2 separate regions of the Homo sapiens genome follow, and region 2 is linked to region 1. Evidence: chromatin contacts called from ENCODE Hi-C or POLR2A ChIA-PET data. All regions are on one chromosome and are shown on one strand. The core of a region is the stretch at or near the end of the contact, and the rest is flanking DNA. Distances in the headings are between cores, read along the strand shown. Region 1 overlaps HECW2 (HECT, C2 and WW domain containing E3 ubiquitin protein ligase 2). Region 2 overlaps HECW2 (HECT, C2 and WW domain containing E3 ubiquitin protein ligase 2).

Evidence for each region. A loop is a pair of places that touch in the nucleus more often than their neighbours do. ChIA-PET counts read pairs that join two places held with the same protein, here RNA polymerase II (POLR2A). Pooled maps may share reads with other maps.
Region 2: a pooled map shows a loop between it and region 1 (5-fold over the local background). The contact joins two enhancer-like sites. A Hi-C loop is called at or near these places in 10 of 168 maps with a recorded cell type or tissue (GM12878, K562, Right ventricle myocardium inferior and 6 more), 21 of 37 single-sample maps with no recorded cell type and 15 of 50 pooled maps. POLR2A ChIA-PET finds 5 or more read pairs at or near these places in 5 of 52 experiments (GM10248, GM12878, IMR-90 and 2 more).

The regions. Positions count from the first base shown.
Region 1 is chr2:196,376,066-196,383,883 of GRCh38, reverse strand. All of the region lies in intron 2 of HECW2 (HECT, C2 and WW domain containing E3 ubiquitin protein ligase 2), which reads left to right. Among named protein-coding and RNA genes, the nearest start is that of HECW2-AS1, 120 kb to the right of the region's middle. RefSeq lists enhancers at 3,350-3,489, 6,204-6,443. Within about 2 kb of position 3,662, at least 2 of the 41 ENCODE cell types and tissues checked have a DNase peak (open chromatin) inside an H3K27ac peak, as active enhancers do; they include GM12878, where a contact is called at or near this core.
Region 2 is chr2:196,408,959-196,416,776 of GRCh38, reverse strand. The region is part of intron 2 of HECW2 (HECT, C2 and WW domain containing E3 ubiquitin protein ligase 2); the gene reads left to right. Among named protein-coding and RNA genes, the nearest start is that of HECW2-AS1, 150 kb to the right of the region's middle. RefSeq lists an enhancer at 2,648-2,697. Within about 2 kb of position 2,901, at least 4 of the 41 ENCODE cell types and tissues checked have a DNase peak (open chromatin) inside an H3K27ac peak, as active enhancers do; they include GM12878, where a contact is called at or near this core.

The sequences.
Region 1 (7,818 bases), core at 2,413-4,912:
CTGAACTGTTTAACCTTTTGCCGTGAAATAAATGAGAATATGATTTCCATGTTCACGTCTTAGGGATTTTAAATGAGTGATGTGTGAAGGGCCACTACTGAATGATTTAGTTTTCTTAGTTGAAATGTTCACCTTCCATTTTATTCCTCAGCCCACCTCAGCCTAGCTTTCAACTCCAAACCTTGACTGTCACTGCCCCACTGAGGACATTGGAGCCCTTGTCATTGCCAACTGGGTGAAGTGGGGCTTTGTCCTCTTAAATCTTGACAGTATTTGATGCTGTTGATGTCACTGTTCCCTTCTTGAAAAGGTCTACTCTTTAATCTTTCCTAGACCCTTCTTTTCTAGTTACCTGCCTGAAGTTATTTCTGTTTTGTCCTTTGCTCTCTCTTCTTCCACCTTAGTTGGTGTTCCACAGACTTTTCTCTCCTAGGCTCTTTTCTCCTAATTTTGCTCTTGGCACCCTGCAATCTCATCTGTTTCCATGGATTCAGCCAATACCTATACACTTACATCCCCAATCTTCATTCTTTTTCTGAGTGCCATTATTGTATTTCTAGCTGTGGACTTGGCATCTCCACCTGGATTGGCCTCAGACCCCTCAAATTCATTGTAGCCCAAACAGAATTTGACCACATTCTTCATCCTCCTTCATACGCCTCTTTAATGTTGCTGGCAGCAGTTACGCAAATCAGACATTTGAGACTTATGCTTGCATTTTTCTTCATCACTTCCATCCAGGTGGCCTGGTCAATTAACCTCTTCAACTTATCTATATCTGGCTCCACTGCTTCAACTTTTATTCCTATCTTTGTTATCTTTCTCCTACCTTGAACCACTCTTCTGACTGATGCTTCTGCCACCAATTTCCTCTTACTGCAATTCATCCCCCATACTGCCACCAGAGCCACCTGTCTTATGAAAAATATAGTTTTGTCCCTGATCATGAAAGTTAAGCTTAGTGAAAAACATTTAAAATACAGAAAATAGAATAAAATGAAAGCTACTTGTGGTCCTGCTACCATTTGCAATATCATTTTTACTAGTATTGAGGCTGGTTACATTTCTAAAGGTCAGGGTTATCATGGAGCTACCCTGGTTTAGAACATTCATGTAAAGCAAGTGCCATTTCCGTTGGAAATGCAGTTGCTGTAGATGCTTTTTAAAGCCAGGTTATTTATAAATAATGAAGACAAAGTAGGGCACGTATTGCTACAAGACAGAGAATACAATCCGCTATTATATTGTACAGACTCTCATTCTATCCTTTTTCATGTTATATACCTATTCAGAAATTCTTTCTGGGGTTTACTTAGGGCTTCATCAACTAGAGATTTACAAAATCTGAATACATCTCTAGTTTCTAATTTTTTAAAAAACTGTAAGATAATGTTATTACATGTTTTTTTTTTGCCCTATGTGAATAACCAGAGGCCTTTTTTCGATTAAGTAATATAGTCATTTGGCCCAAAAAACTTTCTAAATGCAAAGAAGTAGTTTGACAGGTTTCCTTTCAACCTCTCATGCATTTCCAAATTTTTCCCTTTTTTTCTCACAGGTAACAATGCTCATTAGTTTCAGGTTTATTCTTTCAAAGTTTTTATACATATATGGATGGATATATATTCCACACATGTATATATATATATATATACACACACACACACATACTATATGTATATACACACACACATATACATACATGTATATCAATAAGCAAATACAACTATGTAGAAATTTTCACCTCTTTTAATATAAAAAATAGCAAAATATATGCACTATTCTACACTTTGTTTCACTTATATATTGTTCAGATTTTTCCAGGTCAGAACATAGAAAGAGTCCCATTCTTATATATGTGCACACTTTTATTGTTGAGATGTAACATAATTTATTAACTGGTATATTTGATGGGTTAAGTAGTGGACATTTAAATTGTCTCCAGTTTTCTCTATTACAAACAAATAGTGCTGTAATGAATAATCATACATATATGTATATATTTAAATCACATTAGTGTTTTGTCTTGCTTAATATTACGTTTAATTTTATTTCAGTTTAAACTAGTTAAAGACTAATGTCAGCTGTGTCCTGCAGTAGATTTCTGCAGGAAATCTGGCAGTTTAGGAAAGCTGTCTTCTTTATATCACACTAGACTTCTAGTCATGGTCCACAGAGAACCTTATCATGGGGATGTTGCCTTACTAATGACCCTTATAACCTCAGCTGGGTCTGATTTCTGGGAAACTCTTGCCCTCCTGGTAGGAGGCAAATGTCTGCTTCCTGACTTCCCAGAACTTTTCGTCTACTTTTATTTATTATAATATAAGGAACATTTTCTGGCTATTAATAGACTGGAACCTGCTTCTTTATAATCCTGACGCTATGAGAAACCAGTGACCTGCTTGAAAATTTCACTGTTGGTTGATTTTGGGTAGAATTTTATATGGACATTGATTTTACTTTATTTTTCTATACTGATTTACAACTTATTAACAGCTAAGGCACCAAAGCATTATGAAATGAAGATAAAACCTTCATAGAAGCTACTATCATAGTCCACATGGTTAGTAGGACATGCTGAATTTAATCATTTTTCTAGTAGGAGGGATGACTTTGTGCTGAACTGATCCTTAGACTCAGTGACGTGAGAACCATGTGGGGTGATTGGTGAGGTTCATGGTCACAGAACAGTGTCTTAAGGGACTTTAGACTTTCTAAAGAGCATCATGCTTTAAGCAACTGTGCTTATTGTAAATGGCAGCTGAGAAGCCGGGTAGGGTTTTCCTACGGGGCTTAGGTCAGGGGTTTTCTTACCCCAATCTAATCTTCAAGGGATGATTGTGAGGAGAAGCACTTCGGGAATGGTAGAGTGAGAACCCCCACCACCACATTCTGCTCCCCAAAAAAGCAATGAAAACACTGGAGAAAATTGCAAAAGTCAACTTTTTTAGAACTCTGGAAATCAGCCAAAAGCTTTCAAGTACATGAGGAGCATTTATTCAAGAAACAGGTTGAACTCAGCACAGTAGGCTTTGGCTGTGTAACATTTTATTATGACTTGCCTTTTATCATTCCTGTCTCCCCAGCTCTGCAATAACTGAAAACCAGAAGCTCTGCAACCATGGTAGTCATGAAAACAAACACACCTTACGAGCCACTAACGGCAGCAGAATGGGTTTGGAGCTTCCCCAAAAACCTCATCCCTGTTAGAGAATTGTCACTACCTGACATGTCTGGCAGCTCTCTGGAAAAGCCCCATTTGCAGGACTTTCGTTAACCTGGCTCATAGCTTCTTTGGTGCAAACAACCCTATCACCAGAACACTTTTCAAAAACAACCAATGACAGTTGTTTAACACTGCACTTACCTGAGGTGGCAATACCACTTGGGGCACATAAGGGACTAACAGAAAAAAACGGAAAAGGACAATATAGAGAAAGAGATGTGCATAGCAGGCTTTGAAAAGCTCAAATATATTCCTGGGAATTGGGAAAGCCAAATGCATACAAAGGGCTGTGTGCATACCCAGGAGAGACCTTATTTTCTTCTGTGCCTGACCTTCAGGCTCTGTGCAAGCAGGAAGTAAAAGTTAAGGCAGAGCTATAAACTGCTTAGAGTACTGAAGGAGTGTTCCATCAAACACACACAGCCCATCAGCAAAGGCTGGGGGACTTACTGATTGAGTGCATTTAAGCAAATCTTTGTGCATTTGTTATCCAACCACTGAGTGAACTGAGCAGGGACTTAAATAGCCACACAGGACAACTGCTTCACCCCTATGAACTTCTAATAGGGATATTTTCTTAAATAAGCAAAATGTCTTTATTATGCTTAATATTATACACAAGAATTATCTAATATTAAAATTTCACTGTTTCTCAAAAATAATTGATTTAAGCAAAATCCAGTTAACAATTTATTTATTATGTCACCTTTAATGTAGAGCAGTACCTTCTCCCCTCATCCTTTTTTTTTTTTTTTTGCTGGAGAATAGCATACATGCAGAGAAGTAAAATCATCATAAATTTATGGCTCTTGCATCTTCTCAGTAACACTCTTCCTTAAAGGTAACCATTGTCCTGACTTCAAACACCATAGGCTAATTATGTCTCTTTTATTGTTTTATTGAGGAATTGCACATATTTAGGAAAGTCCTTAAGGTGCCATAATCTTTTTGTTTTTTTTTTTTTTTTTTTGAGACGGAGTATTGCTCTGTCGCCCAGGCTGGAGTGCAGTGGTGTGATCTCAGCTCACTGCAAGCTCTGCCTCCCGGGTTCATGCCATCCTCCTGCCTCAGCCTCCTGAGTAGCTGGGACTACAGGCGCCCGCCACCACGCCTGGCTAATTTTTTGTATTTTTAGTAGAGACGGGGTTTCACCATGTTAGCCAGGATGGTTTCGATCTCCTGACCTCGTGATCCACCCGCCTCGACCTCCCAAAGTGCTGGGATTACAGGCATGAGCCACCACGCCCAGCCAAGTTGCCATAATCTTAAGTGTACTGTGTAATGAACATTTACGTATGTGTAGACCTGTATAACTGCCACCCAGATCAGGACATAGAGTATTCTCAGCACCTCAAAAGTCCTTCTCATACTCCCAATCACAGCCTCCTTAAGGCTTGATTGTAGGTTAGTTTTGCCTGTTTTTGAACTGTAAATAAAAATAGACTTATTTAGAGTGCATTAGTTTTATCTGACTCTTTTCACTATCATTTTTTCCTTTCATTTTTCACAGTGCCAGTGACAACTGTATCTGTTGTCCTTGAGAATGTCTCACATTCAGGATTTGTTTTTTTTTTTGCTCACTGGTATTGTCTTTTAACTTGTTCCACTGACTCCCTTATTTCTTATAAATTGGAGGTTAACCAAAAGGGTCTTGAATATCATCAAGTTAATGTTTTTCCCCAAGGATGCTTCTTTGGTGGTGCTGTGTACTTCATGTTGCATTCCATCAAAAGTTACACAAGAGTCTGACTGCCCCATTCTTCGTGATGCTAAGATTGATTAGTGGGTTCAAGTTGTGGCAGCGTAATGTCTTCGTTAGAATGTTTCTCATTGATTTTTTTGTCTAATGTTTTCAAATATATTATTTTCTTATGCATTGAAAAATTATGAATTTTGTAATTATCTTATTTCTTCTGTACTTATTTCCTGGAATTCTTATGTAAAAAGCACTTCTCCTCATGGCTTGTTAGTACCTTTGAAATACTGTTCATTCTGGAAAAGCAAAATGATGCTTAATTCTTTAATTTTCAATGACAGTTTTCAGAATATGTGGGCATTGGTGCCCTAGTTATTGTCAATTGTGACTAATGAGTTTTACTTTTATTTTATTTAGGGGCTACATATATTTTAATATTGCTATGAACTCGTGTTTAAACATTTTATTTTCATGTGTTCTAATGAATTGCAGGGTTTTGAAAATATTCTAATTGGGCCAATGGGGAAAGCTATACAAGAAGGTGTTTTAAGAGTAGTTTTATATTTTATCCCTGGTATCTCCACTCTGAACACTTATTCTCTCTGTAGGTAACCATTTGTGGTGGCTTCTTCTTTATCATTTCCGTGTTTCTTTTCATAAATAAAAGCACATTGTATGAAATTGTGTGTGTATGGGGGTGGTGGTGCAGTATATATGCTATTTCAGCCCTAGGCAATGGGAATTAAAGTGATTTAGCCAAGATGACAAAAAGATGACATGGTAGGGCCTGAATTTAAACTTAGGAATCTGACTTCTGAGCTTGGGTTTTTAACCACTCTGCTCTACTTATGGCAGTCCCATTGACTCCCAACCCAAGGAAAGGCCAAAGAGGAGACAGTTGTGATTTTGCTACTCTTAGAGTAATACGTGCAAAACTAATCTGAACACAGATTTAACAGTGGAACTTGTTTTTAAAATAATTGCAGAAATGCTTTGTGAGACTGCATCTGAGTAAACTTGTGCCAAGAAAATATATACTTCTTGATTTTCTTTCCTTTTTTTCTCTTTTGTATTTTGCTTGTTTGTTTGGTTCACATTTTCTAATTTGGCTTAGCAGTATTGACTTAATCTGCTGGTAAGAAACAGTGAGAAAAACTTATTTTAAGTGCTTTCAGATGTTGCAATTGTTATTGCATGAGAAATTTGTAAAATGGAAACTTTGCTTCATTCATGCATTAACTATGCTGAGGATATTTCAGGAAAATCTGCATGATATGGTTTGGCTATGTTCCCACCCAAATCTCATCTTGAACTGTGGCTCCCACAGTTCCCACGTATTGTGGGAGGAACCCAGTGGGAGGTAAGTGAATCGTGGAGGTGGGTCTTTCCCATGCTGTTCTCATGATAGTGAATAAGTCTCATGAGATCTGATGGTTTTATAAAGGGGAGTTCCCCTGCACAAGCCCTCTCTTGCCTGCTACCATGTAAGACGTCCCTTGCTCTTCCACCATGATTGTGGGGCCTCCCTAGCTATGTGGAACTGTGAGTCAGTTAAACCTCTTTCCTTTACTAATTACCCAGTTTCGGGTATGTCTTTATGAGCAGCGTGAGAACAGACTAATACACTGCATCAGGACAATTTTTAGTACCTTATATCAAGAATACAATTGTTGCAAGTAGATAACTTTAAAACTGACAAAAAAATCAAAATGACCATAATATAATTTGCCTCTTAGGTTGTGTTTGAGACTCTCTCTTCGGGATTCTCAGAATTTACTCATTATTTTATCACTGAAAGTTTAAGCTACTTTTCCGTGGCACTAACTAGCGGATAGCTTTGGCCAACCTGGTTTCTCTTTGATTTAGGAATTAATGTTATTAAAATTTCCTTGGCATGTTTATGAAATTTGAGTATGATCAAACAATAATTTTTATAGAGTTTGTAACTCTATGTTTTTTCCCCCAAGGAATGAAAAACGATCTTAATTAATTCATTCATTTATTTTTATGTATTGATTTTTTTTTTGAGATGGAGTTTTGCTCTTGTTGCCTAGGCTGGAGTGCAGTGGTGTGATCTTGGCTCACTGCAACCTCCACCTCCCGGGTTCGAGATTCTCCTATCTCAGCCTCTTGAGTAGCTGGGATTACAGGTGCATGCCACCACACCTGGCTAATTTTTGTATTTTTAGTAGAGACGGGGTTTCATCGTATTGGTCAGGCTGGTCTCGAACTCCTGACCTCAGGTTGATCCGCCTGCTTCAGCCTCCCAAAGTGCTGGGACTACAGGCGTGAGCCACCATGCCCGGCCCTTTTTTTTTTTTTTATGACAGAGTCTTGCTCTGTTGCCCAGGCTGGAGTGCAGTGGTGTGACGTGATGTTGGCTCACTGCAATGGCCGCCTCCCTGGTTCAAGCAATTGCTACCTGCCTCAGCCTCCTGAGTAGCTGGGATTACAGGTGCGCACCACTGCACCCAGCTAATTTTTGTATTTTTAGTAGAGATGGGGTTTCGTCATGTTGGCCAGGCTGGTCTCAAACTCCTGACGTTGTGATTCATCTGCCTCGGCCTCCCAAAGTGCTGGGATTACAGGCATGAGCCACTGTGCCCAGCCGAAAATCTATTTTAATTTATGTTTTGTTGTTGGATTCTTGTTTTTTACTTCTCAGTATGATGAGATTATTTTTGATGTGGCTTTTTGTCTATTATATTCTTAGTATCTCTTCAAATTGTTGTTTAAATAGTTGCTCTTAAATATACAAATTTGGAGACCAATAAGTTATGAAGTACTTCACACTTCTGGTTTGGGGCAAAGTTTGAGGGTAATAAAAGCTAAGATTCAGAATGTGTTATTATTCTTTTAATCAAAAATATGTATTGTGCCCTTCCCACCATTA
Region 2 (7,818 bases), core at 1,652-4,151, 34 kb before region 1:
ATAACAACAAAGCCCTTGTCATCAAAAACTAAAATTCCCTGCAGCCTGGCGGGATACTTGGAAGAATTGTATATTTCACGTTCCCTCTTGGGTCACACATGCAGGGTTTGGAATTGTTCCCATGCTGCTTCAATTGTCCCCTTTGGCAGTCTCCTCTCTTGCACCCAGTAGGCTTGTGTGGTTACACTGAAATATGTTAAATGGGCATTTACTGGGCCTCCCACTGAACATGAATCTGATCCTCCAAGATTCAGTAGAATATGATGATTCAGTTTCTTAGATGGAGGCTCATAGAGGTTTAATTTATAATTTTTTGCTAGTTTTTTAATAGCACCATTTAAAATATCTCACCAATACTGTTTTTGTAAAGCTGCCACAGTTTTTTAGGTGATCTTTATGATCAAATACATAGAAATACTTTTTTTTCTGTTATCTCTTATGTTTCCTTTTTAGTGCAGCACACTGTCCTTGGGATTTTAAATCCACAGGGCTGAGTGCTTGCTTATATAAGCCCTAGGCATAGGAGAGAGTGAGATGATCTAACATGATTGTATATAGTACAAACATTTCTTTGCCACAAAATTTAAAACTTATTCATCTTTCTCTAAACTGTAACTGATGTAATTTATTGTTTTCTAAAGGTCAGTGTGACCAATGCAAGTGTCTATAAGCTAAAATATTTCAGCATAATTTCTTTAATATCTCTAGTAAGAAAAGCTATCTCTATTAAGAGAAAGATACGAAGAAATAAAATTCAAATAGAAAATTCTTATTTTTATGAGAAATTACAACTAGAACCCCTCTATCCCTACTATGTAGTAAAACCATGCACTTGGAAATCAACAATAACTCTTAAAAGTCATATTACTAAACCTTTTGTTAATCTTCAACTCCCAACACCCTTTGATACTGTTTTTTGCCCCTTCTTTTTGAGACTTTTTTCTTCATTGGCTGTGACACTGTCCTGGATCTCCCAGTTTTCTGGCCAATCCTTTCATTTTTACAGAAACTTGTTTCTTTCCTTATTCTAAATATTCTTCAGGCTTTGTTGTGGATGTCCTTCCTTTTAAGAGGCCAGTTTAAGCAGAAAGCTTCATCTCCAACCAAAGGTGCCTGGAGCCATCTCTTACTGGCTCCTGGGAGCCCATTCTGCATGTCATGCACGAAAGCTCAGCTCCGCATTCAGCGCGTGCACATTGGTAGCAGGAAGTCAGCTGTGATGAGAGCATTTACACCACAGGAAGCAGCAAACACTACACATCAGGGCTTTCCCACCCTCAGAGAGCCAGTGTCCCAGCATACCCCTATTGAATCCCAACCTCTGTCTAAAGCTCCCAGGATCATTTCTCTCCAAATATGCTACTCACTTTCAAACTCAGTTTGTTCAAAACGAACAGACTGACAAGCAAAACCAGTTCTTGATTCCCCTGTTTTTGTTGGTAGAAATGCCATTTTTTCAATCTCATAGGCTTGGAAACCTTGTACAAGATTTTGACTCCTACTACACTTTTAACATGCACATCCAGTCTCCTACCGAGGAATATAAGTACCCTGCTTCTTTTCAGTGTATGTATATGTTTTTGACAAAGATAACAGGTTCACCAGAACATAGACAGTGGCCCCAGAGAAATCCCCTATGAAATCAACAACTCCTCTCTCACCTGGTAGCCAGGTAAGGGTCATGAGAATGATTCTGGACCACCTTCTTCCCATGTCCTGCTTGGACAGTGAGGCATCTCACTTTGGACTTTGGGTATGGCTGTCACCTTTCACTTCAGGGCCTCAGCAGGGGTACTTCCCTCTACCTTAAGTCAGATGAGAGAGGCATGAAGGGAACTGCTCTAAGAGCTTCATGAGTGCTGTCTGCAGTGGACTGATATCCGACCCACACCTGAAGACTCCCAAGGTGAGAGGCTGTGGCTGGAACTCAGAGTGAGAGGGGCTGTGCTGACAATAACCTGCACGGTTTGAGTTGTTGGGGCAAGAACACATGATTCTTGTGGACCAGGTGTGGGGGATCCGCCCACAACAAAGCTGGTGTTGGGGCACTGTTACTCCTGCTGGAAAGGAGTCCCCAGGGGCTGATGTTACCCAGGGGCCTCAGAGGCCAGATGGAAGACCCTGGCAGAAAGAGGCAGTGTGTGGTCCTGAAGCCTAGTGTCTAGGGCTAGTGACCACCTCAGGGGAATTTGCAAGTGCAAGTCTCCAGAAATGGGTCCTCTCTCTAGGACTCAGGAAGGCCCCTTTGAGGGAAAGAGAGACACTCCACACTCACAGAATGTTCGCACCAGATCATGGCGATACCAGCTCAATCAGCCCTTCCCTGCCTCCTAAGCACATTTTATCTTTGAAGTTAGAAGGGGAGAAGATCCTAACACATACTGAGATTTGTTTGGCTTTATTTTTCAAGTTGGAAATGGAGATGTTACAGGAATGGAGGACAGGTAGGGTTTCAGTCTCAGATTCAGAGGTGAAATTGAGCTGACTCTGGCTGAGTAAAGTGGGATACAAAACAGTGCTGTTGGGGGAAATGTTGCCTTTCTCTGGTCTGTTGCTTCTGAGTCAAGCTAACTGACAGCTGTGCTCAAGTCCCCTGGAGAGAACCACTTTTGAAGAAATATTCACGTGGCGTGAGGCTCTGAACTATTTATGGAAAAGCAAAGCATTTCACTCAAAAGCAGCAAAGAAGAGAAAATCAGGGGACTGTCTTCTCAGTGCTTTTTGATGACTGTGTTGGTGGGGTACAGCTGAGTGCAGAGGTGAGCTGCAGAGTAGTGATCACCAGCAACACACAACGAAGGCAGAACCTGCCTCAGTCCTTGAGGCTTGAAGCACGGGGTGATGGAAATGAGGTCATCTGTCACTAAGAACAGCTTCCGCGTTCCTATAGAGACCAGCACCAGCCAACAGGCTAAGAGAAGTGCAGGCTGGTGTGGGTGGGCAGTGTAACTGTAGGAAACCTCAGAGAATACAGGGAGAGCTCCAGATTAGAGAGTGGAAAAGAGCAGAAGTAAGGGTTCAAGTTTTTCATCTGCTGTCCATTTTATCCATGATAATATTTTTATAGTGCTTTTATATTGAGAGAGCTCTTCTAATAATATTATCTCATATAATTTTTTTTGAGACAGGGTCGGCTGGGCATAGTGGCTTACACCTGTAATCCCAGCACTTTGGGAGGCCAAGGCGGGTGTATCAGCTGAGGTCAGGAGTTTGAGACCAGCCTGGCCAACATTTGAAACCCTGTCTGTACTAGAAATACAAAAATTAGCCGGGCATGGTGGTGCGTGCCTGTAATCCCAGCTACTTGGGAGGCTGAGGCGGGAGAATTGCTTGAACCTGGGAGGCGGAGGTTGCAGTGAACCAAGATTGAACCACAGCACTCCAGCCTGAGCAATGGAGTGAGACTCAATCTCAAAAAAAAAAAGACAGGGTCTTGCTCTGTCACCCAGGCTGGAGTGCAGTGGCACAATCATAGCTCACTGTTACCTCACGCTCCTGTGCTCAAGCGATCCTCCCACGCCAGCTTCCTGAGTGGCTGGGACTGCAGGCAGTACACCACCATGCCTGGCTAATTTTTTAATTTTTTTGTAGTGACAGGGTCTCTCTATGTTGCCCAGGCTAGTCTTGGACTCCTGGCCTCAAGTGATCCTCCAGCCTGGGCCTCCCAAACTGCTGAGAGTACAGGAGAGAGCTATCATGCCCAGCTCTATTTCATGTTATTTCATATTTCATATAATTCTTAGGGCAGCTCTCCACCTGATTAACTGTGCCACCTGATGGTGGGAACCAGAGGAGGAAGTTAACAGGTTAAGTTGCTTACCCATGACAGATGATGGTGACAGAATTTGGACCAAAGTTGTCTAATAATTTCCTAATTCAGAGGGCTCCTTCCAGCCTTTAGGGCTATGTTGAACTGGGGTAAAAGGATTTCATATGATTCATGGGCAGTATTTTAAAATTTAATTGTAATGTGTTTAGTTTTAAATTTACTTTCTATTTTTGGCAGGGATACTGGTTTTCCATTAATGGACTGAGGTAAACTCACTTAAGTAAAAAGAGCAAAGATGAAAAAGCATCAAGTAAATAGTAGCATCAAGATGTGGCAGTAATTGTGAAGGGGACTGTGAACATGAAATTTCAAAGCCACTGCTCTAAAGGCTTCCTGGCCAAAACAAAGAGTTTATCATTTGATTACATTCCCTAAAGGGTGTTCTGAATGTGTCCTGTGACTAAATCCTGACCTCAAAATGGGATGATAAACTCTTTGTGAATAAGGACTGTGCCTTCTATAATCCAGATGCTGTGTCCTGGCACCCCCCAAATTCATATGTTGAAGTCGTAACCCCAGTACCTCAGAATGTGGTCTTATTTGGAGACAGCGTCTTTACAGAGGTAAGCAAGTTAAATGATGTCATTAGGGTGGGCCTTAATTCAATATGACTGTTGCCCTATGGAAAGGGGAAGCAGCATGTGACATGAAGACGGTCACCTGCACACCAAGGAAAGAGGCTTAGAACAGATTTTCCTACACTGGTCGCAAAAGAAAACAACCTGGTCAACATCTTGATTTTGGACTTCTAGCCTCCAGAACTTTAACATTCTGTTGTTTAAGCTAACCAGTTTGTGGTAATTTATCACGGCAGCCCTAGCAAACTAATACAATAGGTTTGTGCATAAATACTGGGAACATAAATAATGAACCTTAAACTGAATAACAAGATCTTCCCGTGTAATTTTTATTCATTTATTTATTTATTTTTATTTTTTAAGACAGAGTCTTGCTCTGTCACCCAGGCTGCAGTGCACTGGTGCAATTTTGGCTCACTGCAACCTCTGCCTCCTGGGCTCAACTGATTCTCCTGCTTCAGCCTCCCAAGTAGCTGGGACTACAGGTGTGCGCCACTACACCAGCTAGTTTTTGTAGTTTTTGTAGAGATGGGGTTTCCCCATGTTGGCCAGGCTGGTCTGAAACTCTTGACCTCAAGTTATCTGCCCACCTCGGCCTCCCAAAGTGCTAGGATTACAGGCGTGAGCCACCGCATCCAGGCTTCCCATGTAATTTTGATCCAAGTCACTCCAAGTTTCTAATTAAAAATGCCTCCTCTTGAGCTTTAAGGCCTTGTTGGCCAGCTCTTCTCTCTCTTTGCATTTCAACAATGCTTCCCACTGCCCCAGTACTGCTATCTCCTGAGCTTGGGCATTTCCTGGTGTGTCTCCTTTTACAGAAGTACAGTGCCCTAGATGTCTGGACTTTGCCACTTGATTCATGTGGAGAGCCATCCTCCTTTGCACAAGACCTTTGTATTGAAACAGGATTGCTTTTTTTAAACCTTAAATGCCTTGCGAGTTTTTTGTTTGTTTGTTTAATTCCTCTGAGCAGAAAATAATTGTTACCTTTAGAAGTGATAGCACCCACTAAAAAGGAAGAGCACTGCACCCTGGAACCTGGCCCTTAATTAAAAGATGCTGCTAGTCCAGGCATGGTGGCTCATGCCTGTAATCCCAACACTTTGGGAGATGGAGGTGGGAGGATTGCTTTAGGCCAGGAGTTCGAAACCAGCCTGTGCAAAATAGGGAGACCTTGTCTGTACAAAACTAAAAATAAAAAAAATTAGCCATATATGGTAGTGTGTACCTGTAGTCCCAGCTACTCAGGAAACTGAGGCAGGAGGATCACTTGAGCCTGAGAGGTCAAGGCTGTAATGAACTATGGTCACACCATTGCACTTCAGCCTCAGCAACAGAGTGAGACCCTGCCTCAAAACAAAACAAAACAAAAAGCTCCTGTCTCTAGCTGAGCCATTGCATTGCCTGGAATGGCATTATGATCTCAGAATCTGCATGTATCTTCTCGGTGGGCTGTTGTTATCACTGCTGTCTGTATGCTATGTTGTTACGTTTGTGGATGTGCTAGCCTTCTACTGTGCTCTGTGGACTTCTTGACTTTACAGACTGACCATGTCTGAATCATATTTGGATCAAGTTCAATAAAAATGTGTTGAATAATGAACATTTTAAAAGGAGAACTGAAGTTCAGTGTCCTGTTGGCTGTATTTCTGTTTGATATACAATTGAATTTTGTGACATGGTTCACTGGAAGTATCCCTTTAGTCTTTAGATTTAAAATCTTGTTGATTTGGGGAAAGCTGTTAGTCCTGGACTGAATTTCCAAGACTTCATGGATCCTATATTCCTAGGGAGCTTTAAGAATTGTTTTCAATGGCTTAAGTACTGATCTGATCGGACATAACAGACTGACCTAAAAAACTCCCCCCTTTTTGTTTTAGTCTCTAAAGATTTATTTTTATGAATTAGATTAGATACATATGATCATTTTCTAGAATTCATTCTAAGTTTAAACTGCTTTGTCTATTTTTAAGTTCTGCTCTCTCTGACTGAATTTTTAGAAATCTGGCTCCAACACACTTACAAATAGATCCTGCTAGATATTGTTCTTGTCATCACTTTTAGGATTATGTCAAAATGTACCATTGCTATTTACTTGATCCCAAAATATGTTACATGCATTTTTCTTTCAAAGCGCATGACCATGGAACAAAGATCATATTTACAAATCTTTGCATCCCTAAGTGAGAACACTTGGCAGAGCAGAAGCAACATTTCCATTTTTTTTCAGGATGAAACCTTGCACAATAACACTGCCATCCTACATGATAGGATAAATCTGTGCTGGCTTGTCATGAGCACTTATTTTGAGGAGTCCTCTGTTGCTCTGGGAGAAACATTTAACTAAATGTTATTCATTGCCCATATACCAATCTCAGGTCAATGAACCCCCAAACTCTACCAAACCAGGGAATTGACTTTAGCAAATCTTTTTATGATTCTTGTGCCAGGTTTTGTGGGTAATACGCAGTCTCTCCCTTCAAGGGATTTACTGTATAAGGGATTCAGGATGGTGGCTCAGGATCAAGACTGGAACTCTGGTGTTAGGATATGTGCTTTTTAAAAATCTTCTGGTAGCATGGCACTTTTCATTCCTGCCCTCATACCTAGAGGGCTTCTTATGGAACCTCACAACTGCAACAAGATAGAAGTAGCATGCACTTGACAAATAATGGCCAGAAATGCTCTGAGAGCCTCTAGCCTAAGTCTAAATGTAACGCTTGAGTCAGCTGGAGGCTGTCTGAAACTTTCTTTCATGCAACTAAAAAATTAAGAGTCCTGAGAACTTTAGAACTATGACTAAGTTTGAGTGTGGTGCGTTGGCCAAATGCATCAGACTGAAACAGCACTAGACTGTGGTCTAGCAGAAGATGGGAAGATTGATCCATGTCTTGCTGCTGCCCAGCTTTTGGTTCCTGGAGAATTTCCTGTAAGATCTCGGGAGTCAGGGTAGGTATGACCTGGACAGAGAATCATAAAATCCCAAGTTTTAGATCCTAAAGAGATATTTGAGTTCATTTGTTTAACTTCTCTTAACATTTTAGTCAACAGCACAGAGATTTAGAAACTTGCTCCAGTTTTCATGGTCAGTTAATGGGAATATTAGAACTAGAACCCAGGTTTCTTGATTTATGAATCTTCTCTTTGTTCTCTGTTGGTGTTGCATTATCTGTTTTTCCCAGAGCCCAGAGCCTTTCTAGCCAAGTGCCATGGTCAGTAGTGTGTTGACAAACTGGATTTCTCTTTCAAACAAAAACAAAAAACCCTGGTCTGTAGTATTTTTAGATTTCCATGGTATAAATACTTCTACCATGGCCAATTTCAAGCTACCAACATCTAACAACCAGCTTGCAAGTTTCCTGAAAAAGTTAACAATAGACTCCCGCACACCATTGATTGTATTCTCCTGTA